Linked DNA regions of Homo sapiens: region 2 is linked to region 1. A link is a loop called in an ENCODE intact Hi-C map of the cell type or tissue named here. Cell type or tissue: B cell. All regions are shown on one strand. Each heading gives the region's core, and the rest is flanking DNA. Links, peaks and the distances in the headings are about the cores only. Region 1 overlaps SLC68A1 (solute carrier family 68 member 1). Region 2 overlaps SUFU (SUFU negative regulator of hedgehog signaling).

Region 1 (16,035 bases), core at 3,674-11,673:
CCTTGCTGGCCGACCTGGCCCTCTCAGCCCACGACCGCACCCACCTCAACTTCTACTGCTCCCTCTTCAGCGCGGCCGGCTCCCTCTCTGTCTTTGCATCCTATGCCTTTTGGAACAAGGAGGATTTCTCCTCCTTCCGCGCTTTCTGCGTGACACTGGCTGTCAGCTCTGGGCTGGGCTTTCTGGGGGCCACACAGCTGCTGAGGCGGCGGGTTGAGGCGGCCCGAAAGGACCCAGGGTGCTCAGGCCTGGTTGTGGATAGCGGGTGAGTGGCCAGCCCCGGCTCTTCAGGTCCTCACCAGCAACCTTCTAAGTCTGATTTCGGTGCTGGGTCCCCGGCTGATGGGGGCTGCCCTGGGATGTGTTGGGGGATAACTCTGGCCAGCCCCAGGCAGTTCTCCACTCCCTTCTGCCCCATAGCCTGTGTGGAGAGGAGCTGCTTGTAGGCAGTGAGGAGGCGGACAGCATCACCTTGGGCCGGTATCTCCGGCAGCTGGCACGCCATCGGAACTTCCTGTGGTTCGTGAGCATGGACCTGGTGCAGGTATGGGGAGCAGCTCCCGGCCCCTCTACAGCTGGGCTGGACTTCACTCAAGGGGACAGACTCCTCAAGAGCTGGGAACTTGGCCACGCATGGTGGCTCATGCCTGTAGTCCCAGCACTTTGGGAGGCTGAGGTGGGTGGATCACTTGAGGACAGGGGTTCGAGACCAGCCTGGCTAACATGGCGAAACCCCATAAAAATACAAAAATTAGCTGGGCGTGGTGTAATTCCAGCATATCTGTAATTCCAACTACTTGGGAGGCTGAGGCAGGAGAATCACTTGAACCCGGAAGGCGGAGGTTGCAGTGAGCTAAGATGGCACCACTGTACTCCAGTCTGGGCAACAGAGTGAGACTCCTTCTCAAAGAAAAAAAAAAAAAGAGCTGGGAACTGAGTTCTGGGCCACCCAGGAGGTCTGCTGGGCAATTCGATGGCAGGAATGCAGGTTGAGTAGTCAGGAGGCCTGGATTCTAGCTCCCTCTGAGCTTTTCCCTCCCTATGTGATCTTAGGCAGGTCTCAGGCTCTCTGGGTAGCCCTGTCCTCTCCTGTAAAGTGAGGATATGAGACAGAGATGCCCCCTTTGGGGACCCTCTAACAATCTTTTTAAGACAGCAACCACTGCCAGGTGCAGTGGCTCACGCCTGTAATCCCAGCACTTCGGGACGCCAAGGTGGAAAGACCGCTTGAGCCCAGGAGTTCGAGGCTGCAATGAGTTATGATTGCACCACTGCACTCCAGCCTGGGCGGCAGAGAAAGGCTCCATCTCTAAAAAAAGAAGAGCTAAGTGCTGTACCTAAAACATGCAGTATATAAACTGGCTGAACTTAGAAATAAACTGTTTTCATGTTATGAAATTTGTTTCACTAATGTGTTTTCTTTTCTTTTTTTTTTCTTCTCACTTTGTTGCCCAGGCTGGAGTGTAGTGGCATGATCTAGGCTCACTGCAACCTCTGCCTCCTGGGTTCAAATGATTCTCCCACCTCAGCTTCCTGGGTAGCTGGGATTATAGGCATGCAACACAACACCCGACTAAGTTTTTATATTTTTAGTAGAGACGGGGTTTCGCCATGTTGGCCATGCTGGTCTCAAACTCCTGGCCTTAAGTGATCTGCCTGCCTTGGCCTCCCAAAGTGCTAAGGTGCTAGGATTACAAGTGTGAGCCCCTGTGCCGAGCCTCACTAATGTGTTTTCAATTAAAAAGAAAAAGCTTTTAATTGCTCCAGTACTATTTTGCCGTGGCTTCTAACTTTTTAGCAAAGTTAGATAGCACCAGGAATGTGGTTTTAGGTTGTGTTCTGGCATGTTCTGTGTTTAGGGACATGGGGAAAAAGGCCTGCTCTCGCTCTTGCTGCTCTGAGGATGGGGAGTTGGGGGGGATGTGTGTTCCCCTGTTGGCTTCTGGCCTTGTCAGCTCTCCTCCCACTGGAAGCCTCCTCACCATCCCTGTCGGGTTGCAGGTCTTCCACTGCCACTTCAACAGCAACTTCTTCCCTCTCTTCCTGGAGCATCTGTTGTCCGACCATATCTCCCTTTCCACGGGCTCCATCCTGTTGGGTGAGTGTGGACCTTGGGTGCTTCATGCAAGCTGGAAGGAGAGAGACCTGTATTTTTAGTAGAGATGGGGTTTCACCGTATTAGCCAGGATGGTCTCCATTTCCCGACCCAGTGATCCACCTGCCTCTGCCTCCCAAAGTACTGGGATTACAGGTGTGAGCCACTGCGCCCAGCCAGGGACAATCTTTTTAAGACACCAAGTGCTGCCGGGTGCAGTGGGCATGGGGGGCAGGGTGTGGTGGGTGTTGAGGGGGGCGGAGGCTGTGCTGGTGTGGGTCCTCTTGGAGATGGTGGCACCCTGAGGGGGTGCAGTGGCTGGTTAACACAGAGGAATATCATCTGATGGGCCTGGGTGTGAGTCTTGACTCTGTGCTCATTTGGTGGGCAGCCTCAGGTGGGTTAGTTCATCTTTTTGGGCCTCTCTTTCTCATCCGTAAAGTGGGGATGATAATAGTACTCACCTTAAGGGGCTGTGAAGATGAACTAAGACAGTGAAGCTCTTAGCACAGAGCCCAGTGCATCGCTAGTGTACAGGAATGCAGTCGGCTGTGAAGCTGATGGCGCTCACTGGCACTGCAGCAGTGCCCTTGACAAGGTGGCTCCCCGTCTTCCTCCCCAGGCCTCTCCTATGTCGCTCCCCATCTCAACAACCTCTACTTCCTGTCCCTGTGCCGGCGCTGGGGCGTCTACGCGGTGGTGCGGGGGCTCTTCCTGCTCAAGCTGGGACTTAGCCTGCTCATGTTGTTGGCCGGCCCGGACCACCTCAGCCTGCTGTGCCTCTTCATTGCCAGGTATGCCCCTGCCCACGCTCCCCGCAACACCTCCATCCCATGCCTTCATTCCTGCCTGCTCTCTCCCTCTACTGCAGCAACCGCGTCTTCACTGAGGGCACCTGTAAGCTGCTGACCTTGGTGGTCACTGACCTGGTAGACGAGGACCTGGTGCTGAACCACCGCAAGCAGGCAGCCTCGGCACTCCTCTTTGGCATGGTTGCCTTGGTGACCAAGCCAGGCCAGACCTTTGCCCCGCTGCTGGGCACCTGGCTGCTCTGTTTCTACACAGGTGAGGGCCTGGTAGCAGGCAAGGGCTCTTAAGGCTCCAGGGGGCACAGCTTACCTGGCACAGTGGCTGGCAAGCCTGGGCTCTGGGTCCAGTGACGGAAGGTGGCAACTGGCGTCCCCTCAACATGGCTAGAGTCACTGGGTCACCGATTCCGCCATGCTTTCTTAGTTCATTCATTTATTCATTCATTCAACAAATATGTACGGAATCCCTTCTCTGCAGGTCCTGCTGTGGGTGCCAGGGAGCTAACCATGAATAAGATAGACAAAGTCTTTGCCACCACGGAGCTTGTATTCTAGTCAGGGGTGGGCTGGGGTTGGCAATAAACATCCAAACAAGACATTATCAGGCAGTAATAGTGTTATGGTGAAATTAAGGTGATGTGAGATGGCGTGACCAAGAAGCTATGTAGTATTATCAGGGAAGGCCTCTCCGAGAAGGTGCCCCTCAGGATGTGAGCTGAATGGCAAGGATTTGTCTAGAAAAGGTCTCAGTGAATCGCAGGCAGAGGGAACAGCAGGCGCAAAGGCCCAGGGTGTCAGGGGTGATTAGGAAATGTGGCTGGAAAAGCGAAGAGGACTTTGTTGATCAGGGCAGTGTTGGAAGCAAGCTGTTGGGAGGGTTTTATTTTTATTTATTTATTTATTTACTTTTTGAGATAGGGTCTCCCTGTCACCCAGGCTGGAGTGCAGTGGCACGATCTTGGCTCACTGCAGCCTCGACCTCCCAGGTTCAAGTGAGCCTGCCACCTAGCCTCCCAAGTAGTTGGGACCACAGGCGTATGCCACCATGCCTGGGTAACTTTTTGTATTTTATGTAGAGATGGGGTTTTGCCAGGTTGCCCAGGCTGGTCTCAAACTCCTGAGCTCAGGTGATCCACCCACCTTGGCCTCCCAAAGTGCTGGGATTACAGGCATGAGCCACCACGCCCGGCCAGGGAGGGTTTTAAACAGGGAAGTGACGTAGTGTGATTGACTTTTTAACAAAATTCACTCTGGGCTGGGTGAGGTGGCTCACACCTGTAATCCCAGCACTTTGGGAGGCTGAGGAGGGCAGATCACCTGAGGTCAGGAGTTTGAGACCAGCCTGGTCAACATATAGTGAAACCCCCGCCTCTACTAAAAAATACAAAAATTAGCTGGGTGTGGTGGCGCATGCCTGTAGCCCCAGCTATTTGGGAAGCTGAGGCAGGAGAATCGCTTGAAACTGGGAGGCCGAGGTTGCAGTGAGTGGAGATCGTGCTACTTCACTCCAGCCTAGGTGACAGAGCGAGACTCCCTCTTTCCAAAAAAAAAAAAGTTCACTCTGGCTGCCATATGGACAGCAGATCATAGGGAGGCCAGAATGGGGACAGCAGGGACATCTTTGGGAGACTGGCAGAGGCCGTGGAGACTTGGGCCAGGGTGGTGGCAGGTGGGATACGTTTTGGAGTTGGGGGGAGATGAAGGATTGGGTGTTGGGGAGTGATGGCGTGAAACCAACCAGGGAACTGAGGAGGACTTTGAGGTTTTGGGCCTGAGTTATTGGGTGGATGGTGGTGCCCGTCACTGAGATGGGAAGAGTAGGAGAGGAGTGGGTTTGGAGGAATCAGGAGTTGTGGTCTGGACACGTCCATGTGGTGTCTGAGATGTCACACCATAGACTTGGAGGGCACCAAGGCTTGGAGGACAGTGGGCTGACCATGGTCTTTCTGTGCTCTCTTGTCCTAGGTCATGACCTCTTCCAGCAGTCCCTCATAACCCCTGTGGGGAGTGCCCATCCCTGGCCAGAGCCCCCAGCTCCAGCCCCTGCACAGGCCCCGACGCTCCGCCAGGGCTGCTTCTACCTGCTGGTGCTGGTGCCCATCACCTGTGCTCTGCTGCAGCTCTTCACCTGGTCCCAGTTCACGCTGCATGGGAGACGCCTGCACATGGTCAAGGCCCAGCGCCAGAACCTGTCACAGGCCCAAACCCTGGATGTTAAGATGGTGTGAGAGCTGTGGCAAGGTCACCCCACTGAGGATGCTGCTGGCAGCCTGGGGAAGGAGCCAGTTTTTTTTGGTTTTTTTTTTAAGGATTTCATAGTTTTTTTTTTTTTTTTTTGGAGCTGTTGCCCAAAAAAATGGATCTGTTGCAGTGGTGCAATCTGGGCTCACTGAAACCACCACCCAGGTTCAAGCAATTATCCTGCCTCAGCCTCCCGAGTAGGTGGGATTATAGGAGCGTGCCACCATGCCCGGCTACTTTTTGTATTTTTAGTAGAGACAGGGTTTCATCATGTTGGCCAGGCTAGTCTCAAACCCCTGACCTTAGGTGATCAGCCCGCCTCGGCCTCCCAGAGTGCTGGGATTACAGGCGTGAGCCACTGTGGCCAACCTAATTTTTGTATTATTTAGTAGAGACAGGGTTTCACCACATTGGCCAGGCTGGTCTCGAACTCCTGACCTCAAGTGATCTGCCTGCCTTGGTCTCCCAAAGTGCTGGGAATACAGGCATGAGCCACCGCACTCGGCCAGGAGCTAGTTTTACCAGCACCCTGCTCCACTGCCTTCCTCTAGTGCAGCCTGGAAGACATGGCAGCGGGTAGCTCCTGGGGCTGAGCCAGAAGCATCACTGCAGTGAAAGTCTCTGCTTACCTGTCTGGCTCAGCTTGGGCAAGGGCTGGGCCATATGTGCTCAGGGACGTGCTTCTCTTGTAAGGCAGGAGGACAGAAGAGGACCAAGAAGGGAGGGGGCTGCCCTGTGGTGCACACAGGCCTGCCATGGGGCGTGGGAGCCCATCCCGCTGCCTGACTGGAGCTGGCCGCTGTGGTGGACTCAGGAACCACTTTTAATACTGCAACTGCTCCCTTTTGCCCAGTCAGGGAAAGCTGACTGTAAGTCCCACCTCCCACTCCGTCCACCCTTCTAGTGGTTTCTCTGAGAGGTTTCTCTGCTTCAGCTGTGCTTGAAGTGGCATGCCTCCTCTGCTGCAGGGCTCCCCCACCCCCACACGGCCTCTAAAGATGTTTATTTCCTTATAGACTGATTAAAGTCAGCCATTCTTTTTCCTCAAGTCTGTGCTGTGTGAGTGAGTGGTGGGTTGCTGGGGTTGAGAACCAGGATTCCTTACTGACTAGAAAAAGCCCCTGAGAGCATTTTTCTGAATAAGAGTGGTAGGTAGGCCGGGCGCAGTGGCTCATGCCTGTAATCCCAGCACTTTGGGAAGCCGAGGTGGGTGGATCACCTGAGGTCTGGAGTTTGAGACCAGCCTGAGCCAACATGGCAAAACCCCATCTCTACTAAAAATACAAAAATTAGCCAGGTGTAGTGGTGTGTGCCTGTAATCCCAGCTACTTGGGAGGCTGGGGCAGGAGAATCGCTTGAACCCAGGAGGAGGAGGTTGCATTGATCGCGCCACTGCATGCACTCCAACCTGGGCGACAGAATGAGACTCCATCTCAAAGAAAAAAAAAACCCACCTTGGTGGGTTACCAAGATGCCAGGGAGAAAAACATAGATTGGTAACTGCATAGGCACTCGGGCCCAAAATGACCATTAGGCCTCAGTGCATTTCCCATGTATCACTGCTGGACATGGTAGTCAAAGAGAGAGGAGCCTCTTTTAGGCCCGAGGTTCTCAGCCTTGGGGTCCCCTGGGGAACTTAAAAAATACTGACATCTCAGTTCCATTCCTTGGGATTCTGACTTAATGTGTCTGGGGTATGGCCTGGGCAGTAGGATTTTGAACATCTCTGTAGGTGATTTTATCATGCAGCTGGCACTGAAAACCATGACTCTCAGCCACCATTTCTCAACCTTGGCACTAGCACTGGAGATATTTGGGGCCAGATTGTTCTCTGTTGTAGACATTTAGCACCCCCCACCCCACCCCACACACACACCAGTTGCGACAAACAAATACATCTCCAGGCATTGCCAGATGTGTCCTGGGAGGCAAAATTGGTTCCAATTGGGAACCACTGCTCTAGGCCAATGGTTTTTTACAGGCTGCATGGTGATTAAAAATGTAGGCTGTAGGTTCTATGGCCTGGGTTTACATTCGGGATTAAGAAAGGCCAGCGCTGGGCACGGTGGCTCACACCTGTAATCCCAGCACTTTGGGAGGCCGAGGCAGGCAGATCACCTGAGGTCAGAAGTTCGAGACTAGCTTGGCCAACATGGTCAAACCCCATCTTTATTAAAAATATGAAAATTAGCTGGGCACAGTGGCAGGCACCTGTAATCCCAGATACTTGGGAGGCTGAGGCAGGAGAATTGCTTGAACCCAGGAGGCAGAGGTTGCAGTGAGCGGAGATTGAGATTGTGCCTCTGTACTCTAGCCTGGTGACAAAGTGAGACATGATCTCAAAAAAAAAAAAAAAAAAAAAAAAAGGCAGAACTTTGGAAAATTGCTTAATCTTTCTGTGGCTCCAAATCCTTATCTGTAAAATGGACAACAAAAGCACGTATATTTTGTAAGGTTATTGGGAAGATTAAATAGTTACCATTTGGCAAAGACCTGGCAATTTTCCTCCCAAGTGCAGGTTTTAAACGGAGAAGTGATTAATCAGGATATCTGAGTATGGGCCCTGGAAACTGCACTGTAATAAGCTCCTGGCCTTCTTCTTTTTTTTTTTTTTTTTTTTGAGACAGAGTCTTACTCTGTCGCCCAGGCTGGTGCGATCTCAGCTCACTGCAACCTCTACTGCCCGGGTTCAAGCGATTCTCCTGCGTCAGCCTCCTGAGTAGCTGGGATTACAGGCGCCTGCCACCACGCCCGGCTAATTTTTGTAGTTTTTAGTAGAGACGGGATCTCACCATCTTGGCCAGGCTGGTCTTGAACTCCTGACCTTATGATGCACTTGCCTTGGCCTCCCAAAGTGCTGGGATTACAGGTGTGGCGTGAGCCACCGTGCCCGGCCAAGCTCCTGGCCTTCTTATTCACTTGACAGTTTTGAGAATCTTTGATTTCAGGGATGTTGAGAGCTGCTCCTGTCATCTGGAGTTGAGTCTCACCCATGGGCTACAGTGTACACAGGAGTGGGACCTTCTGTTCTTGAACTTAGGCTGTGGTGTGATCACCCTTTTCTCTGCATCCACCTGACAGGCTGGGACTTGGGCTATGCTCTGGACAAGGCTGGCTGGTGCAATGATGCCCTCTAGAGGATGGATCAGGCCCAGTCACCACCTCAGATTCAGTGCCTGCTGCTCTTCCTCTTTCCACTTGGCCCTGGTGACAGACAGATAGAGGCCCAGCTGACGTGTCTATCGGAACGACTTTATTTCAGTACACTGGGCCCCACCAGGCAATGTGGTTTGTGCGAGGCTGTGCGAGGGACAGGCTTGGGCTAAGAGAAGGGAGGTGAGTTGGTTAAGCGCACTGCAGTCCGCGGGGCGCTACGTTGCTTTCACACATACCTGCTGCTGTGGCCCACACCTGGCAGGGGCCTTTGGTCATAGGACGGCGTGGGGGAGAATACTGTGTGAAGTCTGGGATTGGGGTGGGTCTTGGTGTCACAGGTGAGGGTGCCGGTGAAGACAGGCTGGCCCCAGCTTTGCACCATCTAGGCTGAAGGCCTTTGGACCACTCCTAGGAGTCAGGCCTGGCTCCATTAGCTCCTGGCACTCTGGTCTGGCCCACTCCCTCCTTAACCAAGCAGGTCCAAGGTCAAGAATGGCACAAGATCAGCCCAGAGGGGGCCTTCCCACCTCTACAACCTAGTCCCCTGGTCAGCTACAGTGGCAAAAGGCAACTTGGTAAATTGCAGCTTTCTCCAGTCTTAAGGGCACTGGCTCTCCAACACCCCTCCCTTGCTTAGGGGCCTCTGCCAAAGAAAAATTTTACCTCCTGTTTCAGAAAATCTAACCAGCAACCAGCCTGTTGATTCCAGGGCAGTGAGCAAGAGGAAAAGGGAGAAAGAGCCTGGTGGGAGTGTCTTTGAGTGTAGCTTCCAATCTCAAATGGTCCTGGAACCTGTGGACACTGTCAGCTCACCATCAGCTGGGAGAGGTGGGGCCCTGGAGGCTAAGCTTAGGTGCTGTAAACATTAGTGTAGCAAGGCAGGAGGCAGCAAGCTCCCTCTCTCCAGCCCCTAACTGAACAAACACTTCAATAAATAAAACGGTTTGAAGATGGCATTGCAACAAGAACAGATGGAAAGCGAGGTCCTGGAACCAGCAGGTGCCTTAAACTCTCCCAAGGCCCCCGAAAGGGGACTGGGCTGGGAACATTAACTCTGCAGCCATTCAGAGTGAGGACTGCTCCTGCCCTCCTCCAGTGGCCGGTGTGGTCCTGTTCCCTGGTGAACATGAGGGCCTCCTGCTCTCTCCTGACTCCAGTCTCTGTAATAGCTCTTGGGGTGCTTTTCCAGCCTCCCAAACCAAAATGGCAACAAAACCAGACAGAACTCAACCCCAGTCCCAGTCCTCAGTGTGCAGTCAGGAGGCATCGATAGTGGAGGCAGCAGCTGCCTGGGGCCTCAGGGCACCCTGGGGGTGGGGGTGAGGGTGGGGCCAGCCCAGCCTAGGATGGTCAGCAGCAAGGTCTCCCGGGGGATGGCTTACCTCCCTCTGTCTCCCTGTGGTAGTAAACGGAGTCCCCCACAGCCAGCCAGAGGCCACCTGAGGAGGGAGCACAGCCTCTGCCAGCGCTCTTCCCTGTCAGGAGCCAGTTAGTGGTCAACCCCAGGCCTCAGGCCATCACCACTGCAGGTAGTTCATCGTCCTTTCTGGGCCCAGGGTCCCAGGGCCACACGGCACTCGCATGTGCACACACACTCATATCCACACACGCACTCACACACAGGCAGTTCCTCGCAAACACTCCGACTCAAGAAAGCGAGTTTTAAAGTGGAGTTAACTTCAGAGAGAGGTGAAGATGATGTCCCGACATTAGAAGGTTTTTCTGTGGATGGATCGGGCACCGTCTTCCTCATATTCCTTTTTGGAGACCCACATCTTCTTAAAGGTGTCCAGGGAGGCAAGGATGGAGCCCCTGGAGGGAGGAAACCCAGAGGAACTGTGTGAGAGAGAAGTGGCTGTGTGTGGAGCCTACCAGTCCCCTGGGGCCAAACCAAATCAGGCTTTTCTTTAGAGGGTGCTGAGGGGTTATCAGTGCCATCACTTCCTGTTCTGTTCTTACTCCTGGAAGAGCTACTCACCCAATCCACGTGGAATACAGTCTCTCCTGAGGTGCAGATATCTGCAAAGGTGGGGGAAAGAGGAATCTGAGACTTCCAGCCCTCCCGCTCCCTTTCCCTACAATGCTCCTCTTTCTGCCCATGGCAGGGGATACATTTTACACAAGCCTGAAGCTCTGGCCTCTCTGGAGGGCACTGTGGCCAGCCTGCCACTCATCTGGGGAAGCAGGTTTCCAGTCCCCACAGGTCCCAGGGAAGCTGGGACTATTGGGGGGGGCAGGGAGAAGCAGACTCCATGGCAAGAACTGTACTCCTTCCTTTAGGATCCCCGCTCTCCTCAGACAGCCAACCTCCTTCACCTATCACTAAGGTGTCAGACTGTGTGACAGGGGAGCCACCTGGGCAGGGGGCACAGCAACAGTAAGTCAGTCTCCTCTTAAGATTATAGTTTCCCTGAAAGATCACGCAGGGGGCCCTCTACCTAGTACCCTGCCTCATCTGGGTATTAGAACTGCCTGCCTTTGGTGTGAAGAGGGAGAATGAGAACTCAGCCTCCCTGTGGCTGACCTAGACCTCAGGGTCAGTGTACAGGCTGGGAACCTGGCGCTGCTTGTAGAGCCATGGCTGCTTGAAGAGCTTGGGCAAAGCTAGAGGGAAGCTACGCCAGGTGGCACTCTGTCCATGGAAGCCTAGTTCCACCCAGGCCAGGCCCCACCATGCTCCTACCCTGATCTTCACATCTTTTGGAGCTAGTTTCTTCACTTCACTCAGGAGCCTGTCACCAAAACCTGAATGGGCAAAGAGGAGAACTTCAAGTCAATTCTCAGGGTGCCTGGAGCCAGCAGGAGCTGAACACTTCCAGGGGAAGGGCTCCAAGAGAAGAGACAAACCTTTGAACAGGGTAGAGCCTCCTGAGAGGACAATGTTAGAGAAAAGCGTGCGCCGCAGGTCCATGTCTGACTTCTGAATGGCGAACACCAGGACCTCGTGGATGCCTTCACTCTCCTCTCCAATCAAATCTGGCCTGAAGAGCAACTCAGGGGCCCGGAATCGGGAAGGACCAATCTGCAGGTAGGAGGGCCAGCTGAAGAGGTCGGAGCTGGGACCAAGGTCCCTTTGGGAGTGGGAATGGAAGACGCCCCTCTGCACGTCACTTAGTAACTGGGTGGCTATGAAGGCCAGGCTCAAGACAGACTCTACATGTCAAGGGCTTAAAGGAACAAAGATAGGCCTCCTGGAAACTAGTGAGGGGAGGCTCCTATATTTCCTTCTCGCTCTGGCATTTTCCAGCCAAGAGGTCTTTGGCATCAGTACATGGATTTATTTGCTCATGGAAACGTCTTCCTAGCAATGGGGGTTCAAGGGAGTGGTAACTCACCCTACACTGCACCCAGGTGTGGTGAAGGATGGCACTAACCATCCCACTTCCTAATCTCATACTGATGTGGGACAATCCCTTAGGAGCTTCCTCCCCTCTAGCGGGAGGGAGCAAAGTTCTGGCTGCCTCCTCTGCAGGAGACAGGGCCACTCATGCTCAGGAGCTCTGCTGCTCCAGAGAGAGGGTGTAAGGCTGGGGTGTCCAGTCTTTTGGCTTCCCTGGGCCACATTGGAAGAAGAATTGTCTTGGGCCACACATAATATACACTAACACTAATGACAGCTGCTGAGCTAAAAAAAAAAATTGCAAAAGAATCTCATAATGTTTTAAGAAAGTTTACGACTTTGTGTTGGGCCTTACTGAAAGCCATCCTGGGCCACGTGCAGCCCATGGGCCAGGGGTTGGACAAGCTTGGTGTAAAGGGACTGGCCTGCCAGACTCCAGACCCTGATGGAGAATTCTGGTTGGGCCCAGAGCTTTTGTGGACCTAAGGGGACCGAAGAAAGAAGGCAGGCCACCTACCTCAATGGTGCTGCCATCAGGCAGGTAGTACTGAGCTTTCTCTGTCTCTAGCGTCTCATCCTTTTGGGGGTTTATGGATAGGTAACAGGCTCTCTGCAGATCCAAGCAAGACAGTCAGGCTGGCAGGAAATCTGGTGCACATCCAGTCAAAGGCCCAGGGGAGGAATGTGCTGCTGCACAAACCTGTCTAAACGTTGTGATGGCCCCAATGGTCACTATAGCTGCTGCCCAGAAGCAGGGGCAGTGAGGTCTCTGTTGGCCTTCACTGGGTGGCATTTAGCATATGAGTTCTTAACCGCTCCACCTTCCTGATGGGCAAGCTTGGAAACTTGGCCCCTGGATCCTAGGTCTGAGACCACAACCTAAGTTCAGCCCAGGCCCAGGCATCTTTCTCCTTCTACCACTCATATGGTTCTGGTCCTACCCAGCTCGAGTTTTCCCTATAGCCACAGGTGGCAGGAGGTTTCAGTTTACTTACAAAGACAAATGTTTTAAATGTATTATGACTTCTTCAAGGATGTTAAAAAAATAAAAATAAAAAAACCAGGAGTGGGCGCGGTAGCTCATGCTGCAATTCTAGCACTTTGGGAGGCTGAGGCGGGCAGATCACTTGTGGTCAGGAGTTTGAGACCAGCCTGATCAACATGGTGAAACCATGTCTCTGCTAAAAATACAAAAATTAGTGGGGTGTGGTGGCAGGCACCTATAATCCCAGCTACTTGGGAGGCTGAGGCAGGATTCAAGCGATTGCTTGAACCCGGGAGGCAGAGGTTACAGTGAGCCGAGATCACACCATTGCACTGCAGCCTGGGCGACAGAGCGAGACTCCATCTCAGAAACAAAACAAAATGAAACAAAACCAAACCCTATGTAATTTGCATATAAGGTATAAAAAACATACTGAGCCCCTATGTAGCCATCACCCAACTGAAGAAATGGAAGCAGCTCCCTTTCCCCCAACAAGATGGCAGCACGTCAGGAAGGCGAATCTGTCAGTGTGACGTAGGGGAGACCTGGCTGGGAAGAACAAGGCCTCACCAGGGACCCCCAGGCAGGTGCTTTGCCTGGCTTCACTGGCAGGTCACCAAGGTCCTGGGTGCTATGCTCCCAACCCCCACTCCATCCCTAGGCCCAGGGGGCAGCACTTACTTCTTTTATGGCCTTGACAATCTCAAACTCAGAGGATGAGTGGAAGTCGTAGCCCTCCTTACGCAGGTAGAGGCGCAGGAAGCGAGAGACGTCCCGGCCCGCGATGTCGATGCGCATGATGGAGTGGGGCATGGCAAAGCCCTCATAGATGGGCACAGCATGGGTGACTCCATCCCCAGAATCCAGCACCACCCCTGTGGTCCTGCCTGTAGCGTAACTGAAGCAAAGGGGCAAACCGTCACTCAGCACTGCCTCCTCACGCTGGGAAGAAATACACTTCTTTATTTAGGGTTCAATGTCAGCTAAACTAAAGCTTGGGCCTGCCTCTCTCCAGGGTCTGTAGAATGGACTGGGTACTAAGGAAGCCCAGGTGTTGGAGCAAGCCATGAAATACCTGAACGGAAGTTGCTGATCTTCTCCAAGTTCCCTCCCCGTACCCAGAAGAGCAGGCCTTCCTGTCTGAGATGGCCTGGCCTTCAGCTGCTTCAGAGACCCAGCCTAGGGGCCAGTTTTAACTCTCTAGACAAAAGGCAAAAACCCTCAAATGTCAACAGGGGCCAGGCAGGAAAAGTAAGAGTAAAGAAAAATAAGAATATTTTTCACTTCCATAAAAAACAAAGGCAGGAGAAGACCCTGCTTTACTGGTTTGAGAGCCCGGGGACCTTTGTCAGCCTCCCTCCAAAAAAAGGCAAGTGAGGCAACTGACCCCCTGCTTCAGTGCGGAGAGGCCAACAGAGCATGGACAGGCTGTGGGGAGGGTGGGCTTGCCAGCCCCATCTCAAGTGGCAGCCGCTCTTCAGCTCCAGCTGATTTTTGCCCTGTGGGAATGTGTGCCCGACCTTCCCAGATCTTCCCATTTTTTCAGAGAAGCCAAAAATTTGGGTTTTGATGGGACACCTCTTGATTTTTAAATGCTGGCTCACAGTTTGTTAATGGGGTCAAATAAATCCCACGTGTAGGTCACTTGTGGATAATCTCTGCCGTAGACCTCACTCTGGTGTGAGGTGGGGTAGGAGTGTGACAGGAGCCACGGGGGATGGGAACAAGGACTGTGGTGGCATTCGGATCATGGTTGTCTCACAGCCTGGCAGAGCAGCTGGCCACAGTAAGTGCTGAATAATAAGTGGACACATTACGGGGGCCTCCGGGAAGAGCTGCTGCAGCATGTGGCTGCCTCGGCAGGCCCAGCCAAGGCCTTGGGGACCAAACCCACTAGGAGTCCTGACACTGGGATATGGTCAATAGCAGCCACATGTCCTTCTTTGCTTTCAACTACGAAGCCTCAGTGCTCAGTTTCAGCAAAAGCCTCTCTCTCTTTCCCACCATCTTTAACCTTTCCCTAGCAGAGGGGGCTCAAGTTACTCTGAACCATTCCAGAGGAGAGCCAGCCTCAGCTGTGCCAAAGGACTGCTTTCCCCGCAGGGGCCGGGCTAGCCAGCTGCTACTCACAGGCTGAGTACAGCTTGCATGGAGATGAAAAGAGCGGGCACATTGAAGGTCTCGAAGAAAACTTCGGCAGCTCGTTCCCGGTTTTTTCGTGGGTTTAAAGGCGCCTCAGTCAGGAGCACAGGATGCTGGTGAAAGGAGCCCGGGAGACAATGAGGCCAAGGCCAGATTTCCATCTTCATTAGTCTTAGGGGAGAAGACCCTGCCTTGCTGGTTTGAGAGCCCGGGGACTTCAGTCAGCCTCACTCCAAAAAAAGGCAAGCTGTGCCTGTCAACTATCCCTGCCCAAGTAGTTTTCTCAACTTTTCAAGTTAATGCCCACTTTAAAATTTCATTCTGTCCTCAGCTGTGCCCCCCAACTCCCCTCCTTGTCCTCCAAGATTGTTATACAGGCCCCTGTGTCTACTGTGTATCTCCAACTGTCAAGAAGATTTTGTGAAACTCTAAATTCCTGCCGCAGACCAGTTCTAGTCTGTGACCTGTTAGGAACCAGGCTGCACAGCAGGAGGTGAATGGCAGGTAAGCGAGCATTATTGTCTGAGCTCCACCTCCCATCAGATCATCCAAGGCACTAGATTCTCATAGGAGTGTGAACCCTACTGTGAACTGCGCATGTGAGGGATCTAGGTTGGGCACTCCTTATGAGAATTGAATGCCTGATGATCAGAGGTGGAACAGCTTCATCCTGAAACTATCTGGCCACCCCAAACCCCCACCCCCATGGAAAAACTGTCTTCCAAGAAACTAGTCCCTGGTGCCAGAAAGGTTGGGGACCACTGCTTTAAAAAAACTGTCTGAAAACAGCCGGGCGTGGTGGCTCACACCTGTAATCCCAGCACCTTGGGAGGCTGAGGCGTGCGGATCATCTGAGGTCGGGAGTTCGAGACCAGCCTGACCAACATGGAGAAACCCCGTCTCTACTAAAAATACAAAATTAGCCGGGCTTGGTGGTGGTGCATGCCTGTAATCCCAGCTACTCAGGAAGGCTCAGGCAGGAGAATCGCTTGAACCTGGGAGGCAGAGGTTGCGGTGAGCCGAGATTGCGCCATTGCACTCTAGCCTAGGCCACAAGAGCGAAACTCCATCTCAAAAAAGCAAACAAAAAAAACCCAAAACTGAAAACATCCCACCTGCACCTGGAAATTGATACACCTAGTCTGCACCTCTCTGCATTTTCTTTCTTTCTTTTTTTTTTTTTGAGACAAGGTCTCACTCTGTCACCAGGCTGCGAGTTCAGTGGTGCGATCTTGGCTTACTGCAACCTCGATGCCCCCAGGCTCAA
Region 2 (16,035 bases), core at 4,531-12,530, 100 kb after region 1:
AGAGGCTAAGACGAGAGGATTGCTTGAGCCCAGGAATTTGAGCCTGCAGTGAGCTGTAATTGTGCCACTACACTCTAGCCTGAGTGACACAGTGAGACCTTGTCTCTAAAACAGTAATAAAATAAATAAAAGATACAAATATAAAATCAAATAAGTAAAAATGTTATATTCTTAAATTTGGATTCTAATTAGCAAGATGAACAAAAGATGTGTTTTCTCTTTCTTTTAAAAAAAATGTATTTTATCTTCGTCACTAAAAAAGCCTTGAAACAGGCCGGGCACAGTGGCTCCTGTAATCCCAGCACTTTGGGAGGCCAAGGCAGGCGGATCATGAGGTCAGGAGTTCAAGACCAGCCTAGCCAATATGGTGAAACCCTGTCTGTACTAAAAATACAAAAAATTAGCCCGGCATGGTGGCATGCACCTGTAGTCCCAGCTACTCAGGAGGCTGAGGCAGGAGAATCACTTGAACCCGGGAGGCGGAGGTTGCAGTGAGCTGAGATTGAGCCACTGCACTCCAGCCTGGGTGACAGAGCAAGACTCTGTCTCAAAAAAAAAAAAAAATTAGGCATGGTGGTGTGCCTGTAGTCTTAGCTACTCGGGAAGCTGAGGTGGAAGGATTGCTTGAGCCTAGGAGGTTAAGGCTACAGTGAGCCATAATGGTGCCACCACACTCCAGCCTGGGAAACAGAGCAAGACCTTGTCTCAAAATTTTTTTAAAAAGCTAGCCTGGTTGAAAATGCCAGTGGTGCCATTTTAGTTGCCAGCCAAGGATGGCTCCTAATGTTCTAGTCCATTTTCTGCTGCTTATAACAGAATATCTGAAACTGCTAATTTATAAAGAAAAGGAATTTATTTCTTACAGTTATGGAGGCTGAGAAGTCCAAGGTTAAAGGGCCCCATCTGATGAAGGCCTTCTTGCTGGTGAGGAGTCCCTGCAGAGTCCCAGGGACATCACATGGCAAGGAGGCTGAACTTGCTAGCTCAGGTCTCTATTCTGATAAACCCACCAGTTTCTACCCCCATTGTCCACCTCTGTGATAATCCATTAACTTATTAATCTATATATGAGGGCAGGGCCCACATGACCCAATCACCTCTTAAAGGCCCCACCTCTCAATACTGCTAGATTGGAGACTGAGTTTCAACATACCTTTTGAAGGAGGCAGACATTCAAATCATACCACCTAGCTTCCTGGCATGTCCAGATTAGTGCCACTGCATTTGGAGTGATGCCACAGTAGCCAGTGTGATGGCTGCTGGTGCCACATAGCAGAGGGGTCAAGGAGGAGGATCATCTTTCCAACATTAAGTATATAGATAATACATAAATAAATTTCAGATTTTTTTTTGGAAACGGGGTCTCTGTTGGCCAGGCTGGAGTGCAGAGGCGTGATCTTGGCTCACTGCAGCCTCAACCTCCCGGGCTCAAGTGATCCTCCCACCTTAGCCTCTGAGTGGCTGGGTCTACTGGCACATGCCACCATACCCCGCTAATTTTTCTGTGTTTTTTTTTTTTTGTAGAGATGGGGTCTTGGTATGTTGTCCAGGCTGGTCTTGAACTTCTGGACTGAAGTGATCCACCCACCTCAGCCTCCCAAAGTGCTGGGATTACAGGCATGAGGTACTGCAACTGACCTCAGATGTTAAAAACTTAGACTATACAGATAAAGTCAAAGTTCTCTGTGACCACCCCACCCAATCTCAGGGCCCTCGCTAAAGAAACCCTCTTTATCCATTTGGTGTGCGTCCTTGCAGCTTGCCAGATTTTTTTCTATGTATTCACCTTCTTCTGGGTACCTATGAAATGGTTTGGGTTTCTATGTTTTTTTTTCTTTCTTTAATGTAAATGAAACTGTACTGCCCTTCACAATTGGATTTTTCAGTTGACGGTATGTCTTGAAGATCTTTATTTAATTTTTTTTACTGTTGTCTGTGATTTTATTGTATGAATAAACCATAATTTAACTATTCCCCTGGTGATGCACCTTTAGGTTGTTGCCATTTTTGCAGTATTACAAACAGTACAAAGATGCAGTGACCATCCTTATTCATTCCTCCTTGTGACATGTTTTGCTCTAGGGTAGATATTTATAAGTAGAATGATTGGGTCAAAGGGAAGTTACCTTTTATATTAATAGATTCTGCCATTTGGTCCTCCAAAGTGACCATACTAGTTTATAGGTCCATGGCAACTAAATGTTTTGTTTTGTTTTGCAGTGACAGGGTCTTTCTCTGTTGCCCAGGTTGGAGTGCAATGGTACAATTATAGCTCACTGTAACCTGGAATGCTTTGGCTCAAATGATCCTCAAGCCTCAGCCTCCCAAGTAGCTGTGGAACTACAAGTGTGCACCACCATGCCTGACTAATTTTTAAATTTTTTTGTAGAGACAGGGTCTCACTGTGTTGCCCAGGCTGGTCTTGAACTCCTGGTCTGAAGCGACCTTCCTGCCTCAGCTGTGGGATTGCAGGTGTGAATCACTGTACCCAGTCTAAATGGGTTTTCATTCCTGATTTAACTGGTCTCTTCAGGAAGAAGATGGGAGGAGTAGAAGCATGTCCTGGATTTTTTCTTTTCTTTTTTTTTTTTTTTTGAGATGGAGTCTCACCCTGTTGCCCAGTCTGGAGTGCAGTGGCACCATCTTGGCTCACTGCAACCTCCGCCTCCCAGGTTCAAACGATTCTCCTGCCTCAGCCTCCTGAGTAGCTGGCATTATAGGCGTCCACTAACACGCCAAGCTAATTTTTGTATTTTTAGTAGAGACAGGGTTTCACCATGTTGGCCAGGCTAGTCTTGGATTTTAAAGCTTCAAAGGATTTCCTGGGATTTTTTTTTCTTGTTTCTTTTTTTTTGGAAATGGAGTCTCACGTCTTACTCTGTCACCCAGGAGTGCAGTGGTGTGATCATGGGTCACTGCAGCCTCCCTCTCCCAGGGCTTAAGTGATCCTCCCACTTCAGCCTCTGGGACCACAGGCATGTGCCACCACACCTGGCTAAATTTTGTATTTTTTGCAGAGGCAGGGTTTTGCCATGTTGCCAAGGATGGTATCAAACTCCTGTGCTCAAGTGATCCACCTACCTCAGCCTCCCAAAGTGCTAGGATTACAGGCGTGAGCCACTGCACCCAGCCCTCCTGGCATTCTTTGGTTGAAATGTATATAGGACTACGAGTTGTTTTTTTTTTTTTTTTGAGACGTAGTCTCGCTCTGTTGCCCAGGCTGGAGTGCAGTGGCACGATCCCGGCTCACTGCAAGCTCCGCCTCCCGGATTCACGCCATTCTCCTGTTTGAGCCTCCTGAGTAGCTGGGACTACAGGTGCCCACCACCATGCCCGGCTAATTTTTTTGTATTTTTAGTAGAGATGGGGTTTCACCATGTTAGCCAGGATGGTCTCCATCTCCTGACCTCGTGATCTGCCCGCCTCGGCCTCCCAAAGTGCTGGGATTACAGGCGTGAGCCACCGTGCCTGGCCAGGACTACGAGTTTAAAACCTCCTTAGTCCCTTTGGCTTTAAGAACAAAGAGGCTGGTGGCTCATGCCTGTAATCCCAGTACTTTGGGAGGCCGAGGCGGGTGAATCACGAGGTCAGGAGATCGAGACCATCCTGGCTAACATGGTGAAACCCCGTCTCTACTAAAAATACAAAAAAATTAGCTGGGCGTGGTGGTGGGCGCTTGTAATCCCAGCTACTCGGGATCGCGCCACTGCACTCCAGCCTGGGCGACAAAGCGAGACTCCGTCTCAAAAAAAAAAACAAAAACAAAAAACAAAGAACAAAGAGGCTTGGGGCCAGGCATGATGGCTCATGCCTGTAATTCCAGAACTTTGGGAGGCCGAGGTGGGTGGATCACTTGAAGTCAGGAGTTCGAGACCAGCCTGGCCAACATGGTGAAACCCCATCTCTACTAAAAATACAAAAATTAGTCTGGGTGCAGTGGCACCTGTAACCCCAGCACTTTGGGAGGCTGAGGCGGGTGGATCATAAGGTCAAGAGATTGAGAACATCCTGGCCAACATGGTGAAACCCTGTCTGTACTAAAAGTACAAACATTAGCTGGTCATGGTGGCGCGTGCCTATAGTCCCAGGTACTCGGTAGGCTGAGGCAGGAGAACTGCTTGGACCTGTGAGGCAGAGGTTGCCGTGAGCTGAGATCATGTCACCGCACTCCAGCCTGGCGACAGAGCAAGACTCCGTTTCAAAAAAAAAAAAAAATTAGATGGACATGATGGTGCGCGCCTGTAATCCCAGCTGCTCGGGAGGCTGAGGCACGAGACTTGCCTGAACCTGGGAGGCAGAGGTTGCAGTGAGCTGAGATGGCACCACTGCACTCCAGTTTGGGCAACAGAGTGAGACTCTGTCTCAAAGGGAGAAAAAAAAAAAAGAGCAAAGAGGCTTGGGCTCTGCCTTGTGTGTAGGTGGCAGGCCCTCGTGCTGGTGAAGGAGAGAGGAACAAGGGCAGGTCTTGCTCAGTTACAAGCTTGTGGGCAGAAGATTCTGCCTTCTCATGCTGACAGGTGTCTAAACAGATGGAGCTGCTTAAAAAGAAAAGTGAAGGCATCTGCTAGATTAGGACTTCAGGCTCTCTCTAAGGGGTAAGCAAGGACCTGTGTACTTTACAGGTGGGCATAGCATATATGGGTGAGTAAATGAGGTTTGACTAGTGACAGCTACAAGCTGTGGCCAGGTGAACCCTCCTGAGCTCTGTGGGCAGTCAGGGTCCTCACCCTCATTGGGGGGAGAATGAGGCTGTCTGCTGTGTGCCCTGCCCATGTGGGCACAGGGTGAGTGTCAGGTCCACAGTCTATCTCTAGCTAGCGAAACTGCATCAGTCCAGTTCTGAAAGGTTTGCAGCCCCCTACACTCGCTTTGGGGTGAGAACCTGCAGGGTCTCTGGCAGCCCGCCAGCCTCCCACCTCCCCTGCTGTGACTTGTATTCCAGTTTACTGAGCATCTCTGCTTATAAAGGGATTTTCCTTACACTTCACTGTTTGCCTTTATGATTGCGGCTTTGAGGGACAGGAAGGAAGCTGAAGAGCGGGCGGTTCTGGAGAAAATGCATAGGGAAGCAGTTTTGAGTCTCCTTTGGCTAGCTGTGCGATTCCTTTGATTCCAGGCAAAACCTGGAAGGAATAGCCTTTACATTTCCTTTCAGTTTTGCAAGAGCAAATATGTCTTCTCTCAGTCTTCTTTAATCAAGTGGGACTGCGTATTCATTTCCCGTCTCCATGTCTTGCAACCACATTTAGCCAAATTAATATCAGACAGAGCTAGCTGAGGGAAGCTCTCAAACCAAACACTCAAATGAACTTTTCAAGTGATAAAACTGCATCCAGAACTTTGAAAAGGTAGGTGGGTGAGGGTAGGGGTTAATTCTTGCTTCTACCACATGACCAAGTTGGGAAACTCTACAACTGGTCACCATCTGCGCCATTTGACCAGCTATGAAGAACTTTACCTTCTAGCCCCAAGAGCTCCTCAGCCACATGTACAGAGAATCTGTTTTGGGTCTCCTCCCCCGCACCCCCCCCCCGCCCCCAGTTTGTTTGCTTTGTTGTTTTTTCTTTCTTAAAGAGAGTTTCTGTCTTTCCCCTTCTTTGGAGTTTGATTGGAAGCCCTGCAGAGGGGCTGTTGAGCAGTCAGCCATGTTCCTGGGATTATCCTTCCTTTGGAGCATCTGTCTGCTGTGCACTGTGTTGGGAGAAAGGCAGGGGTGCGAAATTCTGTTGGTTTGTAACAAATTGTAGCTTCTGAGCTGGGGAGTATCCCATCTTTTCCTCTCCTTGCAGGAGGTCCACTGTTAAAGGGGAATTACGCAGGATGTGTTTATTTTTTTTGCTCCTACGCTGTTTATACATCATTGTATTCAATTTCTGTCCCAGTTCCTAGTGTGGGCCTTGTCTCAAGACTCTGCTGCAAGGTTTCTGTCCTAGTTCTTAGTGTGGGTCTTGCGTCATTACTCTGCTGTAAGGTTCTTTGGCTTGGGGAGGGGGTATGGAGCCGGGTAGGCAGGGAAGTGGAGGGAGGTGCTCACTCTCAGCTTTATTTGGATTCCTGGAGGAAGGAGAGTTGCTGTTACCAGGAAAAGTCAGTGTTGATCAGACAAGAAGAGGATCTGCTGCCTTCCTTTGGTGGGTGGGTACTGTTAGGTTGAGGGAGAATTTGCCTGGAGGAGGCTCTGTGTCTTCCTGAGGGCAGTGCCCTCTGTACAGTGCCTGGGGTTACTCCTCCCTAAAATGAGGGTAGCATTGTGCGGGTGTGCTAAGGGCTCCAGAAATGTCATTTGTGGCTGTGCTACACCCTGTGGCCTAAAACTTTGTAGGCTTTTCATTTCTGGCAATAGACTAGGCACACACATCCCTATTCTCCTCTCTGGTCTAGAAATTAGGCTTGGGCTGGGCGTGGTGGCTCACACCTGTAATCCCAGCACTCTGGGAGGCCGAGACAGGTGGATCACTTGAGGTCAGGAGTTCAAGACTAGCCTGGCCAACATGGCAAAACTCCATCTCTACTAAATACAAAAATTAGCTGGGCATGGTGGTGTGTACCTGTGGTCCCAGCTACTTGAGAGGCTGAGGCACGAGAATCACTTGAACCCAGGAAGTGGAGGTTGCAGTGAGCCGAGATTGTGTCATTGCACTCCAGCCTGGGCGACAGAGAGAGACTCTGTCTCCAAAAAAAAAAAAAAAAAAAAAAAAAAAAAAAGAAGAAGAAGAAATTAGGCATGGGTTTTAGAAATTAGTATGGGCTTACAGAGAGATCCAGTGGGGGCAGTAGGCAGACTGAGTGGCCCCCATTAGGAGCATCTGGGCTGGGCAGAAGCCAACAGGACTAACTTTGAACTTTATTTCCTTCACTGCCTCAGCCAGAGATGTTTTGTTCAACAAAAACTCCAGATTTTCTCCTCCTCTCACTGGGGAGTCATGAAGCTCCCAGGCCTGTGTGGACCTGTAGTTCTGCCCCCGTAAATATATTTCTGCTCGTGGGCCTTCTGTTGACTTGAGAAGGAGCTGTCTTCCAATCTCAGAGGAAGCCTCCTCTGGGCCCAGCTCCGCTGCGCAGTCCACCATGGCCGCAGCAGTAGCAGCTTGAGCCTTCTCAGGAAGGAGGGCGGGTTAGGCAGTTGCCAGTCTCCCCACAGGTGTCGGCTTCATCCTGGGACTTCCAGATATGGGGCATAGGCTAACTGAACCTTTCCTCCTCAGCAGTCTGTGTTACTGGGGACATGTCTGGCACATCTGACATTTTGGGAAAGAACTGCTAAGCCCCCCTAGGACCAGCTCCGGGTGTTCACAGAAGACACTTAAGCCCTGGTTATCAGAATGATTTGTGAACACCAGAAATGCAAGAGGAGTGGAGATTTTTTCTTGAGAGATTATGATGGCTGTGCCATTGTCAAATATTTGACCTCCAAGTTGACAGACCTGAGTCTCCCAGCCTGCTTTGGGTCACCTCCCATTTTCCTGCTCTCTCAAAAACACCTCTTGCAGACTAGCCACTCCTGTGACACCTGGCACAGTCCAGCTGCGTTTCCTGCCCTTGTTCTCTGTCCCTGGAAAGCACGGAATAATCTCAGAGCACGCAGAAGAGCACCTGGAGAAAAGGGGCATTTGGCTTTCACAGCGCCAAGCTTCACGCTCCTGGGCTCCCAAAGGGAACATTAGTCCCCGCTCCACAGACCAAGCATGTTAATTCTGACCCTGGGTTGGGGTGTTAGTTTCCAGGCTATTATGTAGAACATCACGGGGCCTGTACTTTTGCACAGAAGGGAGGCAGGCTGGCACTGTCTAGAGTTAGGATGAATTAAGAACTCTTGAAGAATGTATTTGTAAGAACTCAAGGAATGTATTTGCTTCTATGTTTCAAAGGCAGCACTATTTTACAAACAATAGCTGTTTTCTTCTGCAACCCCTCTCCCTAGATTTTGCTAACTTATTATATCCGGGACAGTCCAACTTCAAACCACCATAACTGAAGCTGGATGTCAGGGAGGTGGGGGTGGGGTGATGGCCAATTGGAGGAGCCAGTAGGATTCTGTGCGCCTGTTCAGCACCCCCCACGTTTTCAGAGTTCTTGCCCAGGAGTTGTTTGTTAATGGGGAATGAGACGTGGAGGAATGAAATCTTTCTCCCAAGTGAGCAAGGTGTAGAACTGTAACTAGCATTTTTGGCGGGGAGGGGAGAGACTCCTTTTGCTATCCTGGAGTGGTATTTCCCTTCCAGTGAATTTGCCAAACAACATAAAAGTCGGGTAGCTGAGGGAGGTTTCTCCTGGTACCTGGGGGCAAAGCTCCAAGGAGGGAAGGGAATAGAAAGTGTCTACCCAGCCCTTACCTGGAATGGCGACGTTCTTTCAGACACTGGGTGCGGGGGAGCCTCTGCTGTGTGGTTTAAGTGGAGGTCTCTGGGATTTTCACCCTGACTTTTCAATGAGGATACCTTGGGGAGCAAGAGAGAGGAAGCCAGCTCCTGTAACCGCTGGACTGAACAGCTGGGCCTCTAACTGAGACATTATTAGCATTTGAAAGCCCCTCTGAAGGGGCCAAGAGCTTCCCAGGGTGGGCGCAGGGGCCTGAGTGCTGAGACCCCACAGTGGCTCCAACAGAATGGGTCTGAGCATCCAGGGCATAAAGACCAGACCGGACTCAAGAATGAACTCATTGTGGCTTTGTCCCATGCTTGAAAACTGTGACCAGGGCTCTTTCATTGTTAAGAAAGACCATTTCTTGTCCACAGAAGAGCTCATAAGTCTAGTTCCTTCATCAGGCAGAGCTGCGGAAGACCCTGCCCCTCACTAGAAGTTTCTGTTAGTGTCCTGCTCTCCAAGCATTTCTGATGGAAGTTGCACTTTCTGCTCCCCACTTTAACTCAGGAGTACCTTTGGCCAAAGCCTGATCACACATGCTCAGGGTGGAACGTGTTGATCCTAGAGCAACACCTGGGCCCGACTCCCTTTTCTTGCCTTAGAGTCTCCCTTTCCCAGCTGCCTAAATTAAGCCTCTTCCCAAGTTATTAAGCCTGCACAAAGTGCTTTTTGGTCATTCTGGTTCAAACAGTTTGGGTTTGCACAGTATTTTAAAATCATGTTAATTCTGGTTAATAAAAGGTCAAAGGTCATGGCTCCAAATCTTTCCAGCCTTTTCCCTGTTTCCAGCCTAAATAAATCCCCACCCGGTTTGGGGTATGTTTCTTTTTCTTTTTTCTTTTTTTTTAATTGTACTTTAAGTTTTAGGGTACATGTGCACAACGTGCAGGTTTGTTGCATATGTATACATGTGCCATGTTGGTGTGCTGCACCGATTAACTCGTCATTTAACATTAGGTATATCTCCTAATGCTATCCCTCCCCCCTCTCCCCACCCCACAACAGGCCCTGGTGTGTGATGTTCGGTTTGGGGTATGTTTCTACAGACTAGACATCAGATAGGGATGCAGAGCTCCAGGGAACTGGCCCATCTGTTTCTTAAACCAGGAGCAATGGTGCCACCTACTGGGCACTTGCTGGTAGCGACAAGCTCTGTGGCCAGTCCTGTTTTCTGGTGACTTGGGTGAGAGTATCTGTACTGTATTCCAGTACACGAGTAATAACATACTGCAGTAGAAAGCATATTGAGTAGGCACGCTATTTCCTGTTAACAGGCTTAGATACTGTGTTTGGGCAAGTTGCCCAGGGTCACATCCAGTTAGGGATGGAGGCAAATAGAAACAGGGCCTTCCCAACTCCGAAGTTCACCACTAAGCCAGGGTTTGCCAAAACCAGCAGGCGATTTCAGCTGGTAACTGCACAAGAGTGGTAACTGGTAGCATGAATAGTGAAGCCACTTTTCTCTCTTTGGTTCTCTTTGTCTTTTTTTTAATTTAAGATGGGGTCTTACTATGTTGCCCAGGCTGGTTTTGAACTCCTGGGCTCAAGAGATCCTCTCACTGGGCCTCCCAAAATGCTAGGATTACAGGCATGAGCCACCATGCCCGGCCCAGTTTGTTCTCTCTCAGTCTTGGTGATTTTGTCTCAGCTCTATATGACTCTTTAAACCTTGAACAGCTCTTTGACCCTTGTTTATTTCATTTTTTAAACAATTTTAGGTAGGCAACAATATCAGTTAGAAATTAATAACATTTTGTTATATTATCCTGAAGTTACCACTTGAGGTAAGCAACGCTAATTTGCCATTAATTTTCCTTATTTAGTATAGTGATATGAAGTTGCCTTTTCAGAGTAAGTTTGTTTAGGTTAAAAAAAAAAGGCAAGTCAATTTTAGGGGGAAAAATACAGGTAAGTAATGGTACAGATGGTGCACAGATATGGCAAACATGCTGATGGGTGTTGTGGATGAGCCCAAAGTTTGGAAAGTGTTGGGCCATGCCCATCATCACTGACGTACTGTGAGACTGTGGGCAATCTCAAGCATCCTTTTCTCATTTGTAGAAAAGAACATGTTAGTAGGTGATTGTTCAGGTCATGTAGACATACACAGTGCTGTGATGTCTCAGCATTATGGGTCAGGTTTCTCCCAGGCCAGGCTGCTGTGCCTGGGGTGGTGGGAACAAGGAATTTAAAGGCTTGGCCTTGCTTCCCCTACTTTGCCTGTGCCTCAAGATTCCTTCCTTTTGCCTGCTATATTTTCTTTTTTAATAACAGATTTATTGACATACGATTCACATACCATGTAATCCACAGTTGTGAAACCATCACCATAAAAAAAGAACCTCATATTGGTCACTCCCTATTCCCTCCAACCATCACAGCCCTAGACAACCACTAATCTACTATCTGTTTCCATAGATTTGCCTATTCTGGACATTCCATATGGATGGAATCATATAAGGTCTATTATGACTGGCTTTTTTCACTTAGCATAATGTCTTTAAGGTTCATGTTATAGTATATATTAGTATTTTGTTCCTTTTTATTGCCAGATAATACTTGTAATTGCCATCTTTTTTGTTTTAAACATTCTAGTGGATATGAAGTGGTGGTGTCTCATTGTGGGTTTTCTGTTTTCTTTTCTTTTGTTTTTTGAGACAGGGTCTCACTCTGTCATCCAGGCTGGAATACTATGGTGCGACCAAAGCTCACTGCAGCCTCCACATCCCGGGCTCAAACAATCCTCCCACTTCAACCTCCCGAGTACCTGGGACTACAGGCTTGGGCCACCACACCCAGCTAATTTTTTGTTTGTTTGTTTGTTTTTTATAGAGATGGGGTTTTGCCATGGTTGCCCTGGCTGGTCTCAAACTCCTGGCCTCAAGCGATCCTCTCACCTTGGCCTCCCAACACTTTGGGAGGCCACTGCACTGGCCTCATTGTGGTTTTGATTTGCATTCCTCTGATGGTTAATGGCATTGAGGATCTTTTTATGTGCTTATTAGCTATTTGTATATCTTTTTTTTTTTTTTTTGACAGAGTCTCACTCTGTTGCCCAGGCTGGAAGGCAATGGCACGATCCTGGCTCACTGCAACCTCTGCCTTCCGGGTTCAAACAATTCTCCTGTCTCAACCTCCCTAGTAGCTGGGATTACAGGCTCATGCCACCACACCTGGCTAATATTTGTATTTTTAGTAGAGACGGGGTTTCACCATGTTGGCCAGGCTGGTCTTGAACTTCTGACCTCAGGTGATCTGCCCGCCTTGGCCTCCCAAAGTGCTGGGATTACAGGTGTGAGCCACCATGCCCGGCCAGCTATTTGTATGTCTTCTTTGGAGAAATATATTCAGATCCTTTGCTCATTTTTAAATTGAATTATTTATCTTTTATTATTGAGTTGTAAGAACTCTTTATATATTCTGGATACAAAATACTTAATATATGCTGGATACTTATTAGATATATGATTTGCAAATATTTTCTCTCATTCTCTGGGTTTTTTCTTTTAAAATGTGATTAAGCCTGGGCACGGTGGCTTACGCCTGTAATCCCAGCACTTTGGGAGGCCGAGGCGGGTGGATCATGAGGTCAGGAGATCGAGACCATCCTGGCTAACACGGTGAAACCCTGTCTCTACTAAAAATACTAAAAATTAGCCGGGCATGGTGGCGGGTGCCTGTAGTCCCAGCTACTCGGGAGGCTGAGGCAGGAGAATGGCCAGAACTCGGGAGGCGGAGCTTGCAGTGAGCCGAGATCACGCCACCGCACTCTAGCCTGGGCGACAGAGCGAGACTCCGTCTCAAAAAAAAAGAAATTGTGATTAAATATATGTAACATAAAATTTATCATTTTAACAATTTCTAAGTGTACAGTTCTGTGACATTATTAAGTACATTCACATTGTTTTGCAGACATTACCACCATCCATCTCTAGAAGTTTTTCATCTTCCCCAACTTAAACTCTGTACCCACTAAGCAATAACTCCCCACTCGCTTCTCCCCCAGCCTCTGACAACCACCATTCTATTTTCTGTCTCTATAAATTTGCCTACCCTAGGTACTTCATGTAAGTGAAATCATGCAGTATTTGTCCTTTTGTGTCTAGCTTATTTCACTTAACATAATATTATCAAGTTTCACCCATGTTTTAGCATTTGCCAGAATTTCTTTTTTATGGCTGAATAGTATTCCATTGTGTGTAAATACTACATTTTGTTAATCCATTCATCTCTTGATGGACATTTGGGTTGTTTCCACCTTCTGGCAATTGTGAATAATGCTGCTGTGAACATAGGTATACAAATATCTGTTTGAGACCATGCTTTCAGTTATTTTGGCTATATACCCAGATGTGAGCTTGCTGGATCATATGGTAATTCTGTGTTTAAATTTTTTTTGCAGAACCGCCGTACTGTTTTGCACAGCGGCTGCTTCATTTTATATTCCACCAGCAATGCACACGGATTCCAAATTCTTTGCATCCTCACCAACACTTGTGCACTTATTTTCTGTTTTCTTTTTTTTATTAATAGTCACCCTAATGGGTATAAAGTGATATCTCAAAAGTGATTTTGCTTTGCATTTCTTTTTACTTTCTTGATGGTATTGTTTACAGCACAAACAGTTTGTTTTGTTTTGAGACGAAGTCTTGGTCTTGTCACCCAGGCTGGAGTGCAGTAGCGTGATCTCGGCTCACTGCAACCTCCTCCTCCCGGGTTCAAGCAATTCTCCTGCCATAGCCTCCCGAGTAGCTGGGATTACAGGTGCCCACCACTACGCCCGGCAAATTTTTTTGTATTTTTAGTGGAGACGGGGTTTCACCATGTTGGCCAGGCTGGTCTTGAACTCCTGACCTCAGGTGATCTGCCCACCTCAGCCTCCCAAAGTGCTGGGATTACAGGCATGAGCCACTGCGCCCAGCCAGCACAAAAGGTTTTAATTTTGATGAAGTCTAATTTACCTATCCTTTGTTACTTATGCTTTTGATATTGTATGGAAGAAACCTTTGCCTAATCCAAGGTCAAAAGATTTACTCCAATGTTTGCTTCTAAAAGTTTTATAGTTTTAGCTATTACAGTTAGGTCTGTGATCCATTTTGAATTGACTTTTGTTTGTGATATAAGAAAGAGCTCCAACTTTATCCTTTTGCGTGTGAGTATCCAGTTCTTTTAGCAGCATTTGCTGAAAAGACTATTTCCTTTATCGAATTGTTTTGGCCCCCTTGTTGAAAATTAATGCCCACAGGCTGGGCGCAGTGGCTCACGCCTGTAATCCCAGCACTTTGGGAGGCCGAGGCACGCGGATCACGAGGTCAGGAGATCGAGACCCTGGCTAACATGGTGAAACCCCATCTCTACTAAAAATACAAAAAATTAGCTGGGCGTGGTGGCGGGCACCTGTAGTTCCAGCTACTCGGGAGGCTGAGGCAGGAGAACGGCGTGAACCTGGGAGGTGGAGTTGGCAGTGAGCCGAGATCGTGCCACTACACTCCAGCCTGGGCGACAGAGCAAGACTCTGTCTCAAAAAAAAAAAAAAAAGAAAAGTAAATTAATGCCCACAAATGTGAGAGTTTATTTCAGGCCTCTCAATTCTATTACATTGATCAAATGTCTGTCCTTATGCCAGTGCCGCACTGACTTGGTGACTATATCTTTGTAGCAAGTTTTGAAATCAGGAAAATTAAGACCTTCAACTTTGCTCGTCTTCTTTAAGAATGTTTTGGCTATTCTGGGTGTCTTGCATTTCCACGTGAAGTTTTGAATCCGTTTGTGAATTACTGCAAACAGCATACCTGGCATTTTCATAGGGATTGCACTGAACCCGTAGATGGATTTGGGGATACTGCCATCTCAACAACACTAAGTCTTCCGATCCATGAATGTTGGATATTTTTCCGTTTATGTAGGTCTTCTCGAATTTCTTTCAATGATGTTTTGTAGTTTTCAGAGTATAAGTTTTCATTTCCTTTGTTAAATGAAGCATTGTATTATATTTGATGCTACTGTGAAAGAATTGTTTTTCTTACTTTCATTTTTTATTTTGTTTATTTATTTATTTATTTATTTTTTTGAGACACAGTCTCACTCTGTTGCCCAGGCTGGAATGCAGTGATGTGATCATAGCTCACTGCAACCTTCAACTTCTGGGCTCAAGCCATCCTCCTGCTCCAGCCTCCCAGATAGCTGCAGCTACAGGTGTGCACTACCATGCCTGGCTAATTTGTGTGTGTGTGTGTATGGAGATGGGTGTTCTTGCTCTGTTGCCTAGGCTGGTCTCTAACTGCCAGGCTCAAGCAATCCTCCTACCTCGGCCTCTGAAAGTGCTGGGATTAGAGGCATGAGCCACCATGCATGGCCTTAGTTTTGTTTTTGGATTGTTCCTTGCTAGTATATACAAATACAAATAACTTTTGCATATTGTTTTTGTACCCTACAACCTTGCTGAACTTGTTTAATAGTTCTAGTAATTTTTAGCACATTCCTTAAGGTTTTCTGTATACAATATCATGCTATCCATGAATAGAGGCAGTTTTACTTCTTCCTTTCCAATCTGGAAGTATTTTCTTTCTTTCTTTTTTTTTTTTTTTTTTTTTGAGACAGTGTCTTACTCTGTCACCCAGGCTGGAATGCAGTGGCATGATCTCGGCTCACTGCAACCTCTGCCTCCCAGATTCAAGCAATCCTCCTGTCTTGGCCTCCCGAGTAGCTGGGACTACAGGTGCACGCCACCACGCCTGGCTAATTTTTGTATTTTTAGTAGAGACAGGGTTTCACCATATTGGTCAGGCTGGTCTCAGACTCCTGACCTCAGGTGGTCCACCTGCCTCGACCTCCCAAAGTGCTGGGATTAGAGGCGTGAGCCACCACACCTGGCCTTTTATTTTGTACTTCTTTTTCTTGCCTAATTGTCCTGGCTTGCACTCTAATACAGTGTTGAATAGAAGTGGTGAGAGTAAGCACCTCTGTCGTGTTCCTGATCGTAGAAGGAATTAGTTCAGTCACTTACCATTAATCAAGTATGATGTTAGCTGTGGGGTTTTTTGTTAATGTCCTTTATCAAGATGAGGAAGTTCCATCTATTCCAAATCTGAGTTTTTTTTTTTATCATGAAAAGGATCTTGTCAAATGCTTTTTCTGTGTCTATTGACATGATCATGTAGTAATTTTTATAATCTGTATTACATTGATTTTCTTGTGTATAACTAACCTTGCATTTCTGGGATAGATTCTACTTGGTCATTGTGTATAACCACCTCCCCCCCGACTTTTTCTTTTTTTTTTTCTTTTTTCTTTTTTTTTTTTTTTTGAGACAGAGTACAGAGTCTCACACTGTCACCCAGGCTAGAGTGCAGTGGCGCAATCTCTGCTCACTGCAACCTCCACCTCCCAGGTTCAAGTGATTCTCCTGCCTCAGCCTCCCGAGTAGCTGGGATTACAGGCGCCTTCTACCACGCCCTGCTAATTTTTTGTATTTTTAGTAGAGACGGGGTTTCACTTTGTTGGCCAGGCTAGTCTTGAACTCCTGACCTCGTGATCCGCGTGCCTCGGCCTCCCAAAGTGCTGGGATTACAGGCATGAGCCACCACGCCAGGCCTGTATAACCCTTTTTATATGTTGCTGGGTTCTGTTTGCTGGTATTTTGTTGAGGATTTTTGTTTGTATATGCATAAA

The links. Hi-C counts contacts between places; a loop is a spot of excess contacts. Peaks named below come from ENCODE experiments on the same cell type or tissue, not always from the same donor. Only the 100,000 strongest peaks of a DNase experiment are listed, where the experiment ranks them.
Region 2: a loop joins it to region 1, with 14 times the contacts of the local background. A loop is called at or near these places in 10 of 110 quality-filtered maps.

What each region holds. Positions count from the first base shown.
Region 1 is chr10:102,470,853-102,486,887 of GRCh38, forward strand. It overlaps SLC68A1 (solute carrier family 68 member 1), which reads left to right. Exons shown (of 10, transcript NM_024789.4): 5 at 1-265; 6 at 421-544; 7 at 2,002-2,098; 8 at 2,718-2,889; 9 at 2,967-3,160; 10 at 4,870-6,193. The coding sequence ends at 5,132. ACTR1A (actin related protein 1A) reads right to left here. Exons shown (of 11, transcript NM_005736.4): 5 at 14,757-14,881; 6 at 13,308-13,524; 7 at 12,159-12,251; 8 at 11,149-11,323; 9 at 10,985-11,046; 10 at 10,280-10,320; 11 at 8,377-10,113. The coding sequence ends at 10,011. LOC124902493 (a long non-coding RNA gene) reads right to left here and starts at 2,063. Exons shown (of 3, transcript XR_007062270.1): 1 at 1,983-2,063. RefSeq lists a silencer at 2,613-3,056. In B cell, for the core only: a CTCF peak has its summit at 8,269 (motif pointing left); a DNase peak (open chromatin) is centred at 8,279; H3K27ac peaks cover 627 bases.
Region 2 is chr10:102,574,507-102,590,541 of GRCh38, forward strand. The region is part of intron 3 of SUFU (SUFU negative regulator of hedgehog signaling); the gene reads left to right. Among named protein-coding and RNA genes, the nearest start is that of TRIM8-DT, 61 kb to the right of the region's middle. In B cell, for the core only: CTCF peaks have their summits at 9,467 (motif pointing left) and 9,672; a DNase peak (open chromatin) is centred at 9,485.